2 separate regions of the Homo sapiens genome follow, and region 1 is linked to region 2. A link is a loop called in an ENCODE intact Hi-C map of the cell type or tissue named here. Cell type or tissue: OCI-LY7. All regions are shown on one strand. Links, peaks and the distances in the headings refer to the core of each region. The heading gives the core; the rest is flanking DNA.

The links. Peaks named below come from ENCODE experiments on the same cell type or tissue, not always from the same donor. Only the 100,000 strongest peaks of a DNase experiment are listed, where the experiment ranks them.
Region 1: it touches region 2 in a loop (4-fold over the local background); 4 of 110 quality-filtered maps call a loop at or near these places.

The regions. Positions count from the first base shown.
Region 1 is chr5:107,355,412-107,364,704 of GRCh38, reverse strand. No RefSeq gene overlaps it. Among named protein-coding and RNA genes, the nearest start is that of EFNA5, 310 kb to the left of the region's middle. In OCI-LY7, for the core only: a CTCF peak has its summit at 4,674; DNase peaks (open chromatin) are centred at 4,664 and 5,394; H3K27ac peaks cover 788 bases.
Region 2 is chr5:107,099,107-107,108,399 of GRCh38, reverse strand. No RefSeq gene overlaps it. Among named protein-coding and RNA genes, the nearest start is that of LINC01950, 93 kb to the right of the region's middle. In OCI-LY7, for the core only: a CTCF peak has its summit at 3,544 (motif pointing left); a DNase peak (open chromatin) is centred at 3,519.

The sequences.
Region 1 (9,293 bases), core at 496-8,495, 260 kb before region 2:
AATCAATTAACCAAGACAGCACTAAGTAGTACTACAATGGCTAACTGGTTTCAACCTAACTGAGCTGGTGGTTCCTTTGCTCCCAGGCATATTCTTTGAGCTCTTAAGAGATGGGCCAAGGCTTACCAAAAAAAAAAAAAAAAAAAAAAAAAAAAGAAAAAAAAAGAAAAAAAGGCACCTGATGGAATCAGCAGAAATCATATAACACAGGCTCAGAGTGACAAACAGATTGTCCAAATCCCCTGTGGAAGTGTCTGAGTTGTATCTGAACTTGCTGTCTTCTTAAAAATTACATGAAGTGCTGGTTTCTGTTAGCTTCTTGGTATGGTTTGAGAGAGCACTGGCTTTGGAATCAGAGAAACATTGAGTTTAAATCCTGTCTAGGCCATCTATTTACATAAAAATTCCTCCACCTCTTCATCCATAAAGGACTGGTAAGAACGTTTGCCTTAGATGCTCTCATTAGAAGGATTATATGAGATAGACCATATCAAGTAACAAGCACAGTGATTGGCTCAGGGTAAATGCCCAATAATAATTGTCACCAACAAGAACATTTGAAACAATACCTAGGAAATATTTGAACATAGGAAGTCCTTTGGCCTACTTTGCTTTTGGTGCTTGTCTTTTCCTGTTTTCTGTTTCTTATCTTTATTTTTTCTTAACTTGAGATACAAATGTGTAGCTTTCTCAAGTTCTCAAGACTCTATCCTAGTCTCTAATGCTTGTCATACTTCCTAAAATGGAGGAAATGATGAAATGATGAAAATGTTTTTGTCTAACAAATAAGGAAGGCTCAACAGATGGTATACTTGAGATGACCTCTTCATAAAAAGAAATCCATCCGACGTATCCCCCAAACGAGAGTACTGCTTTAGAACAGTCCTCTGGGAGGCCATACACATATTCTCAATGTTGTTACCTTTGTTTACAACTTTTTAAAAACATTCCCCTTTTGTAACTGCTTTCAGAATCTTTTCAATGTCCAATGATGATAAATTTTTGTGCTGTGAAGGTGCATTTAATTTTGAGAAGTAGCCAAAAGTCCATGAAAGCAAAACTGATCAGTATAAAGTGTGAGCTATTTGGGTAGCACTGTTTTTATGCAAAAATGAGATGTAATTTGTAAAAGATCAATACGATTTCCTTGCATGGGTTTTAAACGTTTCAGAGGGGAAGTCCAGTGATATTTGAAATAAATTCAGTATTTCTAGAATCGATACTGGTTTCTAAAATTACTCCTTTGAAGGACATCTATTTTGACTGTTTAAATCCCTTTGTGTCTGGTTAAAATGTACACACACAGAGTCAGCATTCATCACTTTATGTCACTCCTAATAGAACCAGAGATGGTGACATTTCTCACATCTGTAATACACCAAGTAATAAAAAATGTGTGAAAAATTTAGCAATTAGAAATGCTTGCTATGGAGTGGATCAAACTTCTTATTTTCATCAGCTCGAGATGTGCATTTTATATGTTGTGTGACAAAGTAATTATGGCCTTATGGAAACCTCTTGGTCATAAAGCTGGTTAACAATACTTGCAAGGCGTGTGAAGGTAGACGGTGTTGAATACAGCAAACTTCTGTTCTGGGTATCCTATTAACAGAACCCTCTGTTAAACTAAATTTTTTGGTAGTGCAATGAAAACCTCCTACAATTACATTGACCACAAGGTTGTACAAGATAGTAAAATACTTTATGAACGAACAAAAGAAAAAAAAAGTGCCTTTTTTTTTTTTTTTTTTTTGAGATGGAGTCTTGCTCTGTCATCCAGACTGAAGTACAGTGGTGCCATCTCAGGTCACTGCAACCACTGCCTCCCAAGTTCAAGCAATTCCCCTGTCTCAGCCTCCCATGTAGCTGTGATTACAGGCACTCACCACCACACCCAGCTAATTTTTGTATTTTTAGTAAGCCAATTTCTCCATATGCCAGGCTGGTCTCAAACTGCTGACCTGAAGTGATCTGCTCGCTTCTGCCTTTCAAAGGGTTGGGATTACAGGCGTGAGCCACCACACCTGGCCAAAATGATGTTCTTTACAGTTGTGGTGTTGAATATATTTTATTATAATTATATTCTTTCAAAATTGCTAATTCATGTTGAAGATTCATGCACAGTATGTCCAGCAAATTACTATCATGGCACATGTTTGGTGAACCATCCCATCCCACCAGGCAACAATAAAGGACCAAGAACATTGTCTCAAAGTCTCCAGTTGGCATATAGTTCTCCCCTTCTCTCCCATCACTTAACCAATTTCTGAGCCACTATGATGTGGTAGGTGTGTTCCTTATGTGAAACATATAAGATGTCGCACGTCTTTGTAACAACACTTTAAAGGTGAAGAAACTGAGCTGCAGAAAGTGTGGATCCTTCGCCTAAAGCCTCCTGCCACCTAAGCAATAGGGCAAGGACTTGAAGTCAGCTGGGTGTGGATACAAATCCAGACTTTACCAAAAGGCCCTGGTAACTCAAACTGGGTTGAGCAACAGTCGTGAGCTGAACTCTGGAAAGGTTACAGAACAAGAGGAAGAAGTTTCAGTATTATGTAACCAATTGGCAAGTTTCGTGATTGTTAGTGATGCATTTTGTGGACTCAAAATCCCCTCCCCCTCGCTCTTACAGGTTGCATTAGCCATGTGCTTTCAGGCAGCCTTAACTCTGGCTTTCTTCAGAGTTGACATCATTAACCCACTCTATTAGGGTAAGCAGGGAAAGGCAAAATAACAAACTTAAAAAGATATTACCTCAATTGTTTATCCCCAAATGCTATATAATTCATGCTAACACACTCAAATATTACAATGTTTTTCTTGACAACTTCCTTTAAACAATGAGAAGAATTCCTTCTGTGTTTTTCACTTATGTGAACTATAATGTTCTTCTGTGGGTGAGTTTGTCTACAAGCAAAGAATTTGAGATGGTTTGGAAAAGTACTTGTTTTCTTCATTTACTTTCACATGTGAAAAACTCAACTGACAATTTAAGTGGGGATTTTTTAAAACTCTGAAAATTGGTGTTTAATTTGAGCATCTCACCAGCTTCCTCTGTTTGTTGTCATTCCTAATAATCTAGTATCCCATTACAATGAAAAATTAAGGGTTGCCTCATCACAAAAGACTAATGAGTAATAATACACATGATTAATTGGTCATTCTCAGTATAGCTGAGAATAAAGAATGAATGACATTATTGATTATAGGACCATGTGTTTCTTTCCATATATTATTTACAATTCAGGCCTTTGAAATGACCATATATTTATCTTCTTAAAAAGTGATAAAATAGGCTAACAAAGAGGACAGGGCTTGGACATAACCAACGTAAGTAGGTAACTGTGAGGAAGATTGCATTTTAGGAGGTGAAGCAGGAACCCCTAGTCATCAACACTTGGTTGAGTTTATGAGGGAAAAATAAACACAATGCTTAGTTACCTAGACGATAAACATTCTCAACTTTTTAAAATAATATCAAAATCCCTGGCTGGGGACGGTGGCTCACGCCTTTAATAACAACACTTTGGGAGGCCAAGGTGGGCGGATCACCTGAGGTCAGGAGTTTGAGACCATGGTTTCACCATGGCCAACATGGTGAAACCCTGTCTCTACTAAAAATACAAAAATTAGCCAGGCGTGGTGGTTCACGTCTGTAATCCCAGCTACTCGGGAGGCTGAGGCAGGAGAATCGCTTGAGCCCAGGAGGCGGAGGTTGTAGTGAGCTGAGATCATGTCACTGCACTCCAGGCTGGGTGACAGAACCAGAATCCGTCTCAAAAGAAAAATAAAAAAATCAAAATCCTTGAATTTATCTAGGGCAGAGATAATTCCTAAGCCAGAAGTTATGGTCAATAAGATGTAAGCAAAAATTGTTTAGAGAGCTGAGGAAATACCATAAAAGGGTAACAGTCAGCTAGGACCTTTTCACACGCACTTTCTTTCCTACCTGGATGTGGACATGATGACAGCACTCATGTTAGACCAGGGCGCAAACTTGAGGATGAAAGTTGTGCTTTAAGGATAAAGAGGCAGAAAAATGGAAGGAGCTTGTATCCCTGATGACCATAGAGATCCTAAAACCCTGGATTGCTTATCACTAGATTTCCGTTAATGTGCGAGAAACCCACTTATTTAAGTCATTCTTATGTCAAGTCTCTGTTACTAACAAACACAAATTCCTAATGGATACCTGGAGTAAAATACTCACCGCTGTCTATATTTAAAAAGCAATGGGTCCTGTTGGTCTTAAGCTTTGATCTTCGACGAAGTGCAGAATCCCCTGGGAGAAATAACATATCGAGTTTAAGGTCATTTCTGCAGAGCAGGTTTTGCAAAAAAAAGTGCAAAAGTAGAAGACTTCAGAGTGAAGAAAGGGTTTCAGAGCGGGCATGGAGGGCGCATCCCATAAACAACTAAAAAGATAATTAAATATCAGCTTATTTTAATATATATGGTGGAGTGATAAAGAGACTTTACACTGAGATTTTCAGAAGATTCCAAAGCGACTGGAAAAAAAAAAAAGTGTTTCACCTTGGTAGGGGCAACCTGTGCTAAGCCAAGAGGAAAGCAATGAGGTCCTGTTCATCTGACATGTGTCTTCCTTGAATTTTATAGTCATATTTTCCCCCCAGCAATGGAGAATGACTAGGCAAGAAGGCTCCACGTGGGGGCACCTTCTTATCACCAGATATTCAGCCCCTCCCTGTCACATCCTTAAATTTTACTATGTTATTCTTACATTGATCAGCCCCTGCTGGTTTTAAGAGTCAGGGATTTTTCCAAAAATATTTTAATACCTTTCACTCTTCTTTCTCTTTGAGGTTTCAGCCATTATAACTCAGCTATTTCTTGGCTCATAAACTTGGCAAGGCTTTCTAGAAAAAAAGAAGTCATCTCACTGGCAGGGAGGTTTCTCATATGCTGACAGTTTAGCTTATATGAAATTGCTGAGTAATAGGAAGGATCAAATAAGGATTGTAAGGGGAACAGGAAGTGCAATGCCCTCCTTAAATGAATCCCAGAGACTGATTTTGCTTATCTAAGAAGATGAAGGGCCTTTCTTTTGAAGCAGCCTTCATTGACCTCTTGCTAAAACTGTTTATTCAATGTGACTTCTCCACTGGATGGAGAGTGGTCTTGTCTTCTTCCCCAAACCTTTCTGTAAGTACCATTTCAAACATAATTCTGTACAGTCCTGTTGTGAGCTGCCTTCCCTAACCCCTCTGCTAAAGAACACAGCTGCAGGCTCAGGACCGCTTAGGAAGCCTCACACTCAAGCAGCCCTTCATCTCAAAACAAATCTCTTAAAAATATTCCTTGGAGCGCATCTTTGTAGAAAGAGCGCATCTTTCTATTTGTGACATCTCATAAAGACCGAAAAGAGGAAGCTTTGTGTATCTCCAAAGAGTGCCCATCTTCATCTCTGTGTCTGAAGCACATGGAAGCTATTAATTAGCTGAGTCCTTGAGTACACAATGCAGGAGACATCTGCCCTCGTTTTCTCGATGCTAAATCCCTTTTCCATGCTTACTATAACTAAAAAAATCACAGGAAGTAAAAACTGTTCAAATTAAAAACATTTTCTTTCACACAACATCCTGTCCTGCTTAACAGTGCCATAATTCTACTGTACTGTAAACAATTAGATAGGGATATTGTAAAATTAGCTCCAATTTGCATAATAATGCTTTACTGTTATAATTTAGTGACTGCATTTGCACAAATTTAATAACAATTCAGCTTACATTTTTTGTTTTAATATATTTTATACAAATAATGTCGTATTTATAGATTACTAGGTTCCCCAAAGCAAGCCAGATGAAGACATTGCATTTTTTGCAAGTTTAATATACCACATGATATGATAATTCTAGCCTTCTTAAATTAAAGGTCACCTCCTTTCCTGATTCTGGCTTTTTCCCCTTGTTTAAGGAAAAAAGTTTTTGAGACTCCTAATGACTTGGAGCAAAGAAAATTATACCCATTATATATCTGATGACATCTAAACCAGCTTAAAGTATTTTAAATGTAACTTTCCCCATTTTGTTTTCAAGGAACTATGGGATTTAATCCCCAAAACATTTTTAAAATCAGATTTCAAGTTTGAAATCAATCACATTTGGATTCTGAGCTGGTGGAGCAAATTGCATTAAAAGGTATTTTTATTGTATTTATTGTCACAGATGTTAATTCAACGGATCTAACCATTATTGTCTTTTGGATTTATAGCATAATTCCACCTAATAGAAATTGAATTGCCACATAAGCTCTACTCTTATCTGAGACTTTGTGCTCTCAGGGCCACTGGGTCAATGATGAAATCATTGCAAGTCCTGAATCAATGCTTTCCTTGAGGAAAATTTTAGTGATCATTGTTATAACAGGGCATCTCTTCTTCACAAATGAGACCAACAGTAGTTAACTTGTAAAAGTATTAGAAGGGTTATTAGTACATAGGGGTAAGTGACTTAGTTTTTCAAGGTAGTTGGTTAACTATTAAAAAGACTTTCTGACATTATTGGTTGTTAAACATGGGTTATTAAGAAAAACTATACAAAGATACAAAGACATATTCTTGGTGGTGCTTCAGGAATCCTTGATCCTGTTCAGAGCTGCTCTGTACAGCAGTGCGGGTTACTGGCTAAGGGAAGGACAAAATGGGAACTGAAGTTCAGCCTGCACTTCACTTGCCAACCAGGAGCTGCATAAGCCCAAAAGACGAAGTGTCTTTTCCACTTTGCACAAGGGTGATCCATGGGCTCATGGCAGTCCTTAGTCCTTATTCTGACTCTACAGGTTGGTATAAATGTGATTTAGCTTAACAAAAGAACTACTTTCTAGGTTCCCTCCATAGCACAATTCCGTAATTTCAAATAAAGGCCTTATGGGGTATCAAGTAGAATCATTTAACACAGAATGGTAATCTCACAATATTTATAGTAAAGGGAATTGTGGAAACCATTTGTAATATTATCCAAGTCAATCTTGTTTCAATGTACATTTCTATCTCCTTTCTTACTCACAGTTTCTTTGATAGCTTGTGATTATATCTGTACCTGAAAAGTGGTGGATCAATATGAACAATTGATCACAATAATTGGACCCGAATCTCATTCCCATACCACCTCCACCTGGTTCTAAGTAACAGCAGTTTTTCTGTTATTTTATTTTGTCTCAACTCTTAGATAAGTACTTCAATGGTACACTTTGGTTTTCCAAATAATCAGCCTATCCTTCAATCTTGCCCTCTCTGAGTGAGGTTAGTTAACATGGACCAAACTGCTTCATTCATAGATTTGTCTAAAGGATTTATCGATAAAAAATTGGTCCAGAGAAATTCTGCACTTTTTAAGAATCTGCTTGTACAATTATTTGCTATGTGAAACCTTTATTTCCATGTATTCTGGTTTATTTAAAGGCATCTGGCAAATTTAAATGAGCAGATAGAAGCACATGACAAATAAGTAGTTAATATAGATTTCAAGCCACAGAGGAAAAAAAAAAGGAGATAAGGTGATACAAAAGTATACATGGTTTAGAACATAAATTTTTATTTTATATGTGAGTCTTGCACATAGCTATTTCACTAGTGGTCTGGAAAATATATTTGAATTAAGCTCCTATCTCTGACACATTTTTCTGTAATCAGCTTTGCAGTTTGCAAAACTTTCTCTTGAAGATTACTTCGTATTAGCCTCTCCAGGCCTCCATATATAAACCCTTCGAGTGCAACTAAACATACTGTGCAGAAAGAACAAAGCATATGAATTTAGGTGCATGTATTATAAATACAATATTATGTGTAAAAGATATCACTGAGGTTCTCCTTCAATTAAGCCTAGAATGCTAGCTGAATTTCTATTCTGAATTTTTTCTAATGAGCATTGATCAGTAGTTTTTCTTTTTAATAGTAATACCCCATGAAGAGGCAGCTCTAGCTGAAAGCCCTGTAGGACTGATTTGAGGAGAAAATATAACTTTATGAGTGAATGCTTAAAAACTAGGCTTTTCTTCTATTACTGTTATACAGTATTAAAATTTTAAGTACCCATACAAAACAAGAAAGACTACATTCACTAATCTTCTAGGCCAGAGAATAAGAGATCTCATGTGCTTTTGCAGAAGCCTAGATAATAATTCTCAAACTTCAGTCCTAGAATTTCACAGTTTTATTTTAAAAATTTGTATAATCCCTGTATGATTTGCTTATATTTTTCCTTTTTGAAATGGCTCATGTTTTCAAAAAATAACTTAAACGTAATATTTTTAATAAAGAAAATGTGTTACTATTATAAAGGGACAGGTCACTGCACTTGCCCTGAGATAACTATAAAAATAAACATAATGAAAATAAACCAATCTTAGTAAATTCTAGCTAGGCAGTTTTGCTTTTCAGATGCTCTGACCCCTAGCCTTTCTCTTTGGTAAAAAGAGAAAGAGAGAGACGGAGAGAGGAGTTTGGTGAGGACATTTAAGCACCACCTGAGATTTTCTAAAGCCTGAAAGACCTTTGAGAGGAAATACATTCTTCATATGGAATTCAAAGTTATTTAATGTCAGGGCTCTCTAGCACTTAGAATCCTCTCTAATGGTAGTAGGAACATGGGTCCCAAACTCTTGGAAACAGTAAATCGAGGTTGGTACCATCACTGGCTGCTTTTCTGCACACTTCTGACTCAAACTCTTTCCACCTTTTACCATGGGTACTTAACGGAATGGCCTTGAAAGTGAAGAATCAAAAAATAATTACTCAACCTATTTATTTACTTGCTCGGCAGACATATAGGAAGTATGAACAAAGGGAAGCACCTTGCTAGCTGATACGATTGCAGAGATTCAGTCCTAGTCATTTAAGGGCCTAATCTAGTGGAGGACTCCTTCTTACCTAACATTTTAAGATTATAATTTTCAGAAGAAGAAGAAAAAAGAGAAACAAATTTGCATATCCTGAAATTGTTTTGTTAGGCATTTCTTCTTTCTAAAATATATATATATAAAATAATATATATTTATATGTATAAATATAAACACATAAATAAAATATATATTTATATTTTATATATTATGTAATATATAACATTAATGTATTATATATTATGTAATATATAACATTAATGTATTATATATTATGTAATATATAACATTAATGTATTATATATTATGTAATATATAACATTAATGTATTATATATTATGTAATATATCATAATTTATATAATATATATAACATAAATAAAAATGTTTATCTCAGATGATCACTCACAATTCTTAATTATGGTTATCCTATTCTCA
Region 2 (9,293 bases), core at 469-8,468:
AAACTCTTTCCAGAAGGAGAAGATACTCGGTAATGTCAAATGCTGCTGACAGAGTAAAATAAGATAGAAGGCTTGACCACTGGATTAGGCAATATGGAAGAGCATAGTGACCTAGATAAATGCAGCTTGAGAAGAGTTTTTCTGAGGATGGAGCCATTTTAGAGTAAAGAGAGAAAGGCAAGTGAGAAAGTTGAAGCAGAGATTATAAACAACTATTTTGAGTCTTAAAGGAGTTTTACAAATACAAAAATTGATGAACAGTTTGCAGGCTATTCAGTAAAGATTATTTTGAGATGCAGTTATTTTTGCTTACTTACATAGTAATGGAATGAATGGAATGATGATGGTGTGTGTGTGTGTGTGTGTATGTGTGTGTGTGTGTGAGAGAGAGAGAGAGAGAGAGAAAGACAGAGAGAGAGAGGAAAATAATGATGTTTCAGGAGAGACAGGGGATTATTATAAGAACACAGTTTTTAAGTAGAAGATAGGAAATCAGATCCAATGGTCAAGTATAGGAACTACACTTTGGTAGGAGTATGTACAATACATCCAAAGGAGGAAATATTATTTAGCTACAGATACTTAGGTATTAGTAAATTTGGTAGTGCATATATATGACATATGTCTTTGGATTGTTTTAGTTTTTATTTTTAGTGAAATAAGGGGTAAACTGAGAGTTAAGAATGGAAAAATTTGGAGAATTCTGAGGAGAGAGAAGAATGTGTGAAATAAACATTTCGGAGAATAAGAGAATGAATTGATCAGATGAAGGCAATGTTTGAGAGTCAATTTGAAATGTGTAGTCATAAATTTAAAGTGCCATTGGTCAATATGACAAGTTTTTTTCTAGCCATGTTCAGTTTCATGAGTAAGAAGAGAACAAATGGTAAATTTAGTTTCTCTTCAGTTGTTTATTGTGAGATGTGTAAGATAGAGAGAGAAAAGAGCAAAGAATTTAGGGTCCGTGCAGGCAATGGATTGTGATTAAAATGATGAACCACCATGGAATTCTAGGCTATTTTAACAGGGAGGAAAGGACAAGGTAAGTGACTGCTGATAAACTTATTAGGGCCACTGTATTGTGGATCCCATGGAGTCAAAGAATCATTGGAGTGGAGGTACTTCTGGAAATGGATGGAGAAGACAATAAGTGGTTGTGATTTAACAGGTTTTATGCTATTGGTGATTATAAGTTCTAAGATGTGACCATGGGAGTGGGGTGGGAGAAGTGGCCTGGAGATTAGAAAATCTGACGTAAGGAGTTCTAGGAGCTGAAATACCTGGATGGTTCTTTTATGTGAACATTGCAATTATTAAAAATTATTATAGAAGAAATGTGGAGAAAAAGGCAACAATCCTAGGGTTTATGTCTTTAGTGAGTGAAGGGGGATTGTCTAAGACCATTTGTGCAGATACAACAAAATACCACAGACTGGGTAATTTATAAATCATTATTTATTACTCACAATTTTAGCAGCTAGAAAGTCCAAGATCAAGGCCATAGAAGAGATTGTGTCTGGTGAGGGCTGCTCTCTGCTTCCTTCTTGTTATATCCTCCAGAAGGGATGAACACTATGTCCTCACATGGAGGAAGGGATGGAAAGGGCAAAAGAGAGAGAGACAGTGCTCCTGTACCTCTTTTATAAGGTCATTAATCCCATTCAAGAAAGTTCTGTCCTCATGACTTAATCACTCCCTAAAGGCCCCAGCTCTTAATACTATCATATTGGTGGTTAAGCTTCAACATATGAATTTTGGAGGGGCACATACATGTAAACCATAGCAGGGATAATCAGGAGGATGAAAGATGACTGTGGGAGCAGGGGTAGAGGAGTCTGTAATCTGATGGCCTGTACTTTAGAGTAGCTAAGTGGTTTCATTTGATTTTTTTGAGAAGGCAAAAATAATGATGGGAAATAATAATGAAGGGAAAAATAATAATAGGGTACAGAGGAGCAAAAATGATGCTCTCATTTTCAGCCAGGTTAGCATTAGGATGGGAAGGAATGTTATTGGAGAGATTTAGAAGAGAAGTCATTTGCTGATGGCAGACTATGAGTTCCAAACATTACAATGAAATGTTTCTGCAGTAATGGAGGAGTAAGAAATTAGGCTGGACCAGGAGCTACAGAGAGCCTTATGAAGAGGGGAATCTTGGTCATAAGGGATGACCTGAGGTTTAGAGCTCCTTGTGATGACTGAGACAAGCAGAGATGTAGTCAAGGAAGATATTCAAAATATTTTGCTAACAACCATTATGGCATGGGCCCTCACCAGTCAGAATGGGCACCATTCTGTCATAATGGCCCAGTTATAAACAATTGTTATTTTGCTATCAGTGCTTCCAAACTGAATCCCACTTTTGGATGATGGGGCTGGTTCTCATGGCAGGCTCCTCCTTGGGTTTGTTTTTTAGGGCAGTTTGGTATGGCAAGGCTGAAAATGTGTAGTTGGAGAATATTGGGAGCTCTGTGGACTCCATCTTCAATTCTCCTAGGGCACTCCCAATTATAAATGTCTGTAATATATAGTTGTAATATTTTCTAAAAGAAAAGAACTTGGAGTTCAAAGATATAAAAGCAACCCTTGCTCTGTATTGACTAATTGCTTGAGCTTTAGAAAGTACTGTAACTGTTCTGGGCCTCAGTTCTCTCACCTACAGTATGAATTAGACTGGATTAGAACATTTCTAAGGTCCCCTTTGGTGGCAAGGACTTGAAATACGACTTATAGCTTGCTTATAAACATTTGCTTCATCTACATTTTTCAGCTGAGGTGCTATTTTGATTTTGTCATTTGCACTGAGTCTTTTCAGTCTTTTGATAAATGTTCCCTACATCAAAATGTCCCTAACTTCAAACAAGTTATTTTCAGTCTATTATGTAGTGATTTTCTGATTTGGTAAGGAAAAAGAAACCACGGAATTTCTATTTTCTATCTTAAACTTGTTCAGTCTTTCTTCTACTTACTCTTTCAATACTCCTAAGGGAAAAATAATTTTTTTTAAGTCTTCTGGGAGAATTTTTCATTTTTGCTAGTTGTTACATATTTTCCTGAAAGTTTTTAAAGTACTTAACTGTTAAGTGCATTTAAATTATTCCTAAACTTTTAAAGACTTTTTTAAAAGTTAAAGATTGCCTCCTTTGTGGTTAAAATTAAAAACAAGAAACAAGGGACCCTGAAAAAGAACTCATGCTATGTCACTTGTTTAGACAGTTTCAAGGCCACTGAGACTGTTACTAAAACTTCATCTTTTCTTAATGCTGTTCATCTTGCTGCTTCTTTTTTATTCTATGAAAAAAATATTTTTAAACAAATTGTCAGGAACTTTTGGATGCTAGACACAGAAGCGACTTAAATGGATTGTGTTAGTTACCCATTACTATGTCCCTGGTTGCTCTGAAACTGAGCTTCTTAAAAGGACCCACACTTTTTAATCTCAAGGTCTCTCTGGGTCAGGAATCTGAGCACAGTTTAGCTTGGCTCTCTATTTCATGGTCGCTCACAAGGTTATAGTCATGCTGTCAGCCAGGTGTCAGCAGTGTCATCTGGCGGCTAGAATGGTAAATGATCCACTACCTAAATCATTCAGTGGTTACTGGTAACATTCAGTTCCTTGGGCCACTGTTGGACCAAGTGTCTTAGTGAAATTGGGGAGCTCCCTGACTCCTTTGTGAGCAGGAACTGGAGAGGCTCATTTCACTCAGCCTGCCTCTGGCCACTCCTCACAGGAGGAAGCATGCAAATTAAGCGAGTGCAGAAACTGGAGCGAAGGAAAGCTGGAACGGCTGGCCACTTCTCTCTGGTGGGAGCAGGCCCTGTGCTGGCCCCACAGGATTGTCCAAATGTATTACAATGCTCTTTTAGCAGTTGCTGTCCACTGACGGCTAAGTGTTAACCAGAGCAGTGTAGAGTCAGGGCGAGAGCCTTTTACAGCCTGCCATCTTGGTACCCAGGTCCTTGTTCAGTGTCCAGGAAGAATCAGGTCTTGAAGGATGGTGAATGCGGAGGTTTTATTGAGTTATAAAGGTGGTTCTCATCTGAGATGGAAGCTGCCTCTGTCTGCTTTAAATTAGTTATCTTTATAGCCAGAATAAACAAATAACTCAGTTTTCTACTTTTCTAGTTTTTATGAGCTAAGTAGTTTAATAGACTGCCCAAAGGCAGTCTTATCTGCACCTATCTATAGCATGAAAGAAAAAGCTCAGTCTTTAAATTCAGGCAGATCTAGATTTGAAACTTCACCCTGATTAAATGACATTACCTATTCTCTCTGAGTTTTAGTTTCCTCATTTACAAAAATGTGACAACATCTTTCACACAGGGTGGTTATGAGCAATAAAACAATTACAGGAAAAGGTGCAATGCATGGCACGTAGTAGCAGTAAAATCAATTATGATTTTTACTACTATAATATTTATAATTTAATATTAATATATTTGTATTAATGATAGTAGTAATAATTATCACTCTTTTTACTTTCTCATTATGTTTTTTCCAAAAAATATGATTTCCTAAAAGCACAATAATACGTTATTTCATTATTTATAATTGTAACAATTGTATTTGTTTGTAGGATCAGGTATTCAAAAATATTTTTCCACTTTCTCCTGTGATTCATTTTGTGTGTCTGTTGCAATCTTATCAGCCAGAATGTAAATTTTGTAAAGCGTGCTAGACTGAATTTAATTGTTAGACATGACTCATTCTTTTCATAAAGACAATACAAATTTTCTTGCAAGATATTGACAGTGTAACTTGGTGAATCATATCGGATTAAATATTTTATTAATATTTAGTGATCACTAGCAATATTGTGTTAATATTTTATTAATATTTAGTAATTACTCTCCATGTGCTGTTTTATTGAGTTATAAAGATGGTTCTCAGTGGGATGGGGAGCTGGAAAGGGGATGGAGTGGGAAGATAATCTCCAACCATCTAGCTGCCTCTTCGACGTTCAGATGCTTCTTCTCTTCTCTCCTCTGCCGTGCCACTCTGTTCCTCTGCCAGTGGAGTTTGGGGTTTATATGGGCACAGGATAGCAGGGAGGGGTTGGCCACAAAGCAACATTCAGGTGCAAAAACAGGAATGCCTGTTCTCATTTAGGGTCATGGGTCCAGGCTTGAGGGTGGACCCCTCACCAGGGACCCTGCTCTCCTGCTTCCTGTCTGTATCATTAGTTCCTCCCTTGTATTGACCAAAGGTCATCTGAGTTCCTCACCAGGCATCTCACCCTTGTGGCAGCTGCTTTTTCACAGTATGCAAGCCAAGATGGCAATTGAGAGAGCATGCTAGTAAGACAGAAGTCACAGCCTTTTGTAACTAATCATGGTGTTGACATCTTATTCCTTTTGACTTATTCTATTCTTTAAAAGCAAATTATTAACCCATATTCAAGAGGAAGGATTACACAAAGGCATGAATTCTAGAAAGTTGGATTATTGATGGTCATTTTAAAAGTCATCTGCCACACAGATTCATCCACATAATTGAAAAGGTGAGGTATAACTTGTCTTCAAGCACAAATGGATCCAGAAACTTAAAAGTTGCCATCAAATGTCAGTTTCTTTCCATCACCTTTACTCCAGTTAGTTTGATTCTTAGGTGAGTTATCCTTTCACAGTAGCCCATAATGGCTCCAGATGTCTATCCCACTTGTTCAGCAATTCAGTGGAAAGTGAGTGTTTCTTTCCTATCAGTTCCAGCAGAAGTATTGGGGTTACAACCACTGATCCTGTTTGAGTCCCATGATCATTCTTTAATCAATCATGTGACTTTTATTGGCCATTCCAGGCCATGTCCCTTTTCCTGAAGGAGAAGGGACATCCCCATCTAAACAGCATGGGGTGAGACATCCATGTTGTCACATCCATGCTGTCCCATGTTTAGTGAGACATCCCTACCTAAACAGCATGGACTGAGAGTTGTGGAGAAGTACTGCCTCAGAGAATATTAGGATGCTGATCTCAAAATAAGTGGCAAAGGATTATGGCCATAAACAAAACAACAACAAATAAGTCAGGCTGTTCTACTTTAACAGAGATGGATCTAAATGCAACATGAAAGGCACACTCCTGTTTGGGGCTCTGCTGCTGAATGGTAGTTCAAGGACTCTGGACATACCATCATTGTCACACCGGAATAAACCAGACACCTCCATGACTGAGTGCATATAATGTGTGAGACATTGTACTGGGAACTTGTATGTCTTCTCATAGAATACTTGCAGCAACTTTATAAAGTTGGAATTGTTTCATCTTTACAGAGAAGGGAGTATGTTTTGACATTTGAATTCAAATCAAAGCCATACTGACCCCAAAATAGTGTTATCATGATACCATAATACATGCCAGAGTATACAAATATTTTTATCCTGTTCTATTTTACACTTATAAAAATGAGAAACTTGTATTTATATTTTTTGCTTTGTTTTATCAAATCATACTTTATTAAAGTGTGACTTGATATCTTGCATAATTTATAGTTTAGCAATCAAATAGTTTATGGAAATAAACTTGCCTAATAGGATTTGAGGCACCAAAGTACATGTAGGTACTATGTTTTAAAAAACTAGAATAAAAAATGGAAAAATAGAGTCAGGGAAAATGAGGAAGCAAAATCTTTAAACAATGCTGGAACTGGATTTGATCTTACCAAAGAACCGTCTTTCATTTCTGTTTTTCTGGGCGTCTTTATAGTTTTTTAGTGTGCCCCCTTAATATGGAAAATATGGGAAAATTAGTAAAGAAGAATAAATATAGTTGCACTTGATAACACATAGTAAGTACCAAATAAATGACTAATTGCAGAACAGAAAATATAATTCCATATGACAATTGTTTTTATCTTTTTGAACCTCAGTTTTTCCATCTATACAGATAGTGATAATCATTCAGGTTGTTTAAAGAATAGGAATAATGTATAAAAAGCAAAGTGTGTAATATGTAATGTCTGCTCGATAAGGTTTTTATGCTGTTATCCAAACAAATTAAAATATTGCCCTACATAGACTCACAAAGTAATCAATCTATTCAAATAAAGAACTTCAATAAGCCTAGTTTGACTTCATAATTTTTTAATGTTACAAACTATTATTTTTAGGGAAGGAGTAAAAGTACGAGAACTGAGTATGTAAAAGCCATGTGACTCCCTAAATGCCAAGAATGTTCTCTTACATGGCACATCTTCCCGGGTACCATAAACTCTTCTTGGGTGACTGAGTAGAGCAAGACTCTGGGAAGACAGTAATTTTCAAGACATTTTATCTGGCTCTTCTATACTCTTAAGTTTTCATTATTATTTGGGTGACTCTTAATGGACTGTTACTCATTTTTTAGATATTTCTGAATTTACACATAATATTGGTGGTAATTGTCTGAAGATTTTTGGAACATTCTCAATATTTGTAATCAAAGTTGTTAATGTTTTGTTTGCCCAAGGGAATTCTTCATCTTTTGGGTCTTCAAAGGAGTCAGAGGCAGTCTCCCATATGAAAGATGAAAGCTGCAGCTACCTGCTTTACAGGATTCCTGTGGAACTATGGTGCAGGCATGCAATCCAGGCCACTATGGGAATATTGAGCAAAATTTGAAGGAAAAGAGAAATTTGTCCACGAACAGATCTGGGGGGACAAGCATTCCAGAAAGCAGGAAGAACATCTCCAAAGGCCCCAGGGTACAGGTGCTTGTGTATTTAAGGAATAGCAAGCCATTCAGTCTGGCAGGAGTGTTTTGAGCAAAGGGCCGGGTAGGAGATTTACAAACATATGCTATACACATTATCCCAAGAACCCTTTAGAACAGAAGAAATTGGGACCAAGAGAGGTTAAGTGATTTGCCCAAGATTTCACAATAAGTAGCAAAACCAAAAGACAGAGTCTCCTCTTCATACCGTAAGTCCTGTGTTTTTACCATAATGCCATTGTGTATTCTCCTTGAAACTGCCTTAATATTTTCTTCATAACTTCCTTGCGTATTTTTTGTTAAAGCAATCAGAAGGCAGGAATCATGCCTTCTCAGGTTGGATTTTATGTAGCACAAAGTTCCAGTAGACGTTTTCTAAATACTTTTGATGAATCATTGTAGCAGTAGGCTTATCTTTCTCCTTTATTTATCCTGGTAGACTTGGCTGAGACTCCTAATTGAGCAGAAATATTTTAGTGTAGATGTATTTGATTGTCTAGCTGTTTAGCAAATACACTTTATACCTATATTATATTATTTATCTTAAAACCATTTAAAAATTTTACATGGAATCTAAAATTGCTTGTATATTCAAAACGTTCAACTAAGGAAACAACAGTTAAAATCACATTTAATAGTTGAAATCATTCATAGCATACTGGCACATAGACACAGACACACCCACACTCACACATATGTGCACACACACACACACACAAAGCCAGAACTAAATGAGTGTTCAAGCCACAAATATTTTTAAAATCCCTAATGAAGAATTAAATGGGTATTTATTGACAATAGAGCAGTAAAACAGGTGATTTAATTTGTGTTATTTAAAAAATGTAATTATTAAATATTAATGACATATTATACTTTAAAAGACTTAACTACTCATACCAAAATCATATGGTGAAGATAAAGTGCAGACAAAGAGTCTGGGTTCCCACAGCAACCGACCCCCAAATGACCTGCTAATAAATGCCAGATCCTCATCTTGTAAAACTCCTATGGGGGAATAATAAAGGATGAACATTTGGTCCAACATTTATTTTTATAAAACAAGCACCTTTAGTTTTCCTTCAAGAGAATCATTTTCCTGCTCTATAAAAGTCTTTGGCCCTTTATGAAAATGTGTACCTCATGTCACGCAGCTAGAGTCATAAATTTGGGCAGTTACACACGGAAGTTCAGACATCCGGTCCAGCCAATATAGACGATTCAAATTCAAGTTGATTTTTACTATAACATTTTCCTAATTCCTAGTACATTTACCAGCTAATTATATAATTGTTCATTTTTCTTGGACCATAGCTTTGATTGGGAAATTTTAGGGAATAAATATATGTAGATTCAAAACAGAAATACAGTGGATATAATCAGCTATGTTATTAGTAAATACTCGAGGCCAGAGATTCCCAAACTTTTTAAAATCTGAGCAACTACAGAACAGATACTCACAGCACACTGAAAAGAATAATAAGGTTGTGACAAATGCAGATAGAAAAGGCACTGAGAGGCGAAACGAAACTAAGAGGTCAGGAATAGGTGTTTCAAAAGATACCTACAAAACTCCACACCTTTACAGTTCTTCCTTAACAAAAGCATCT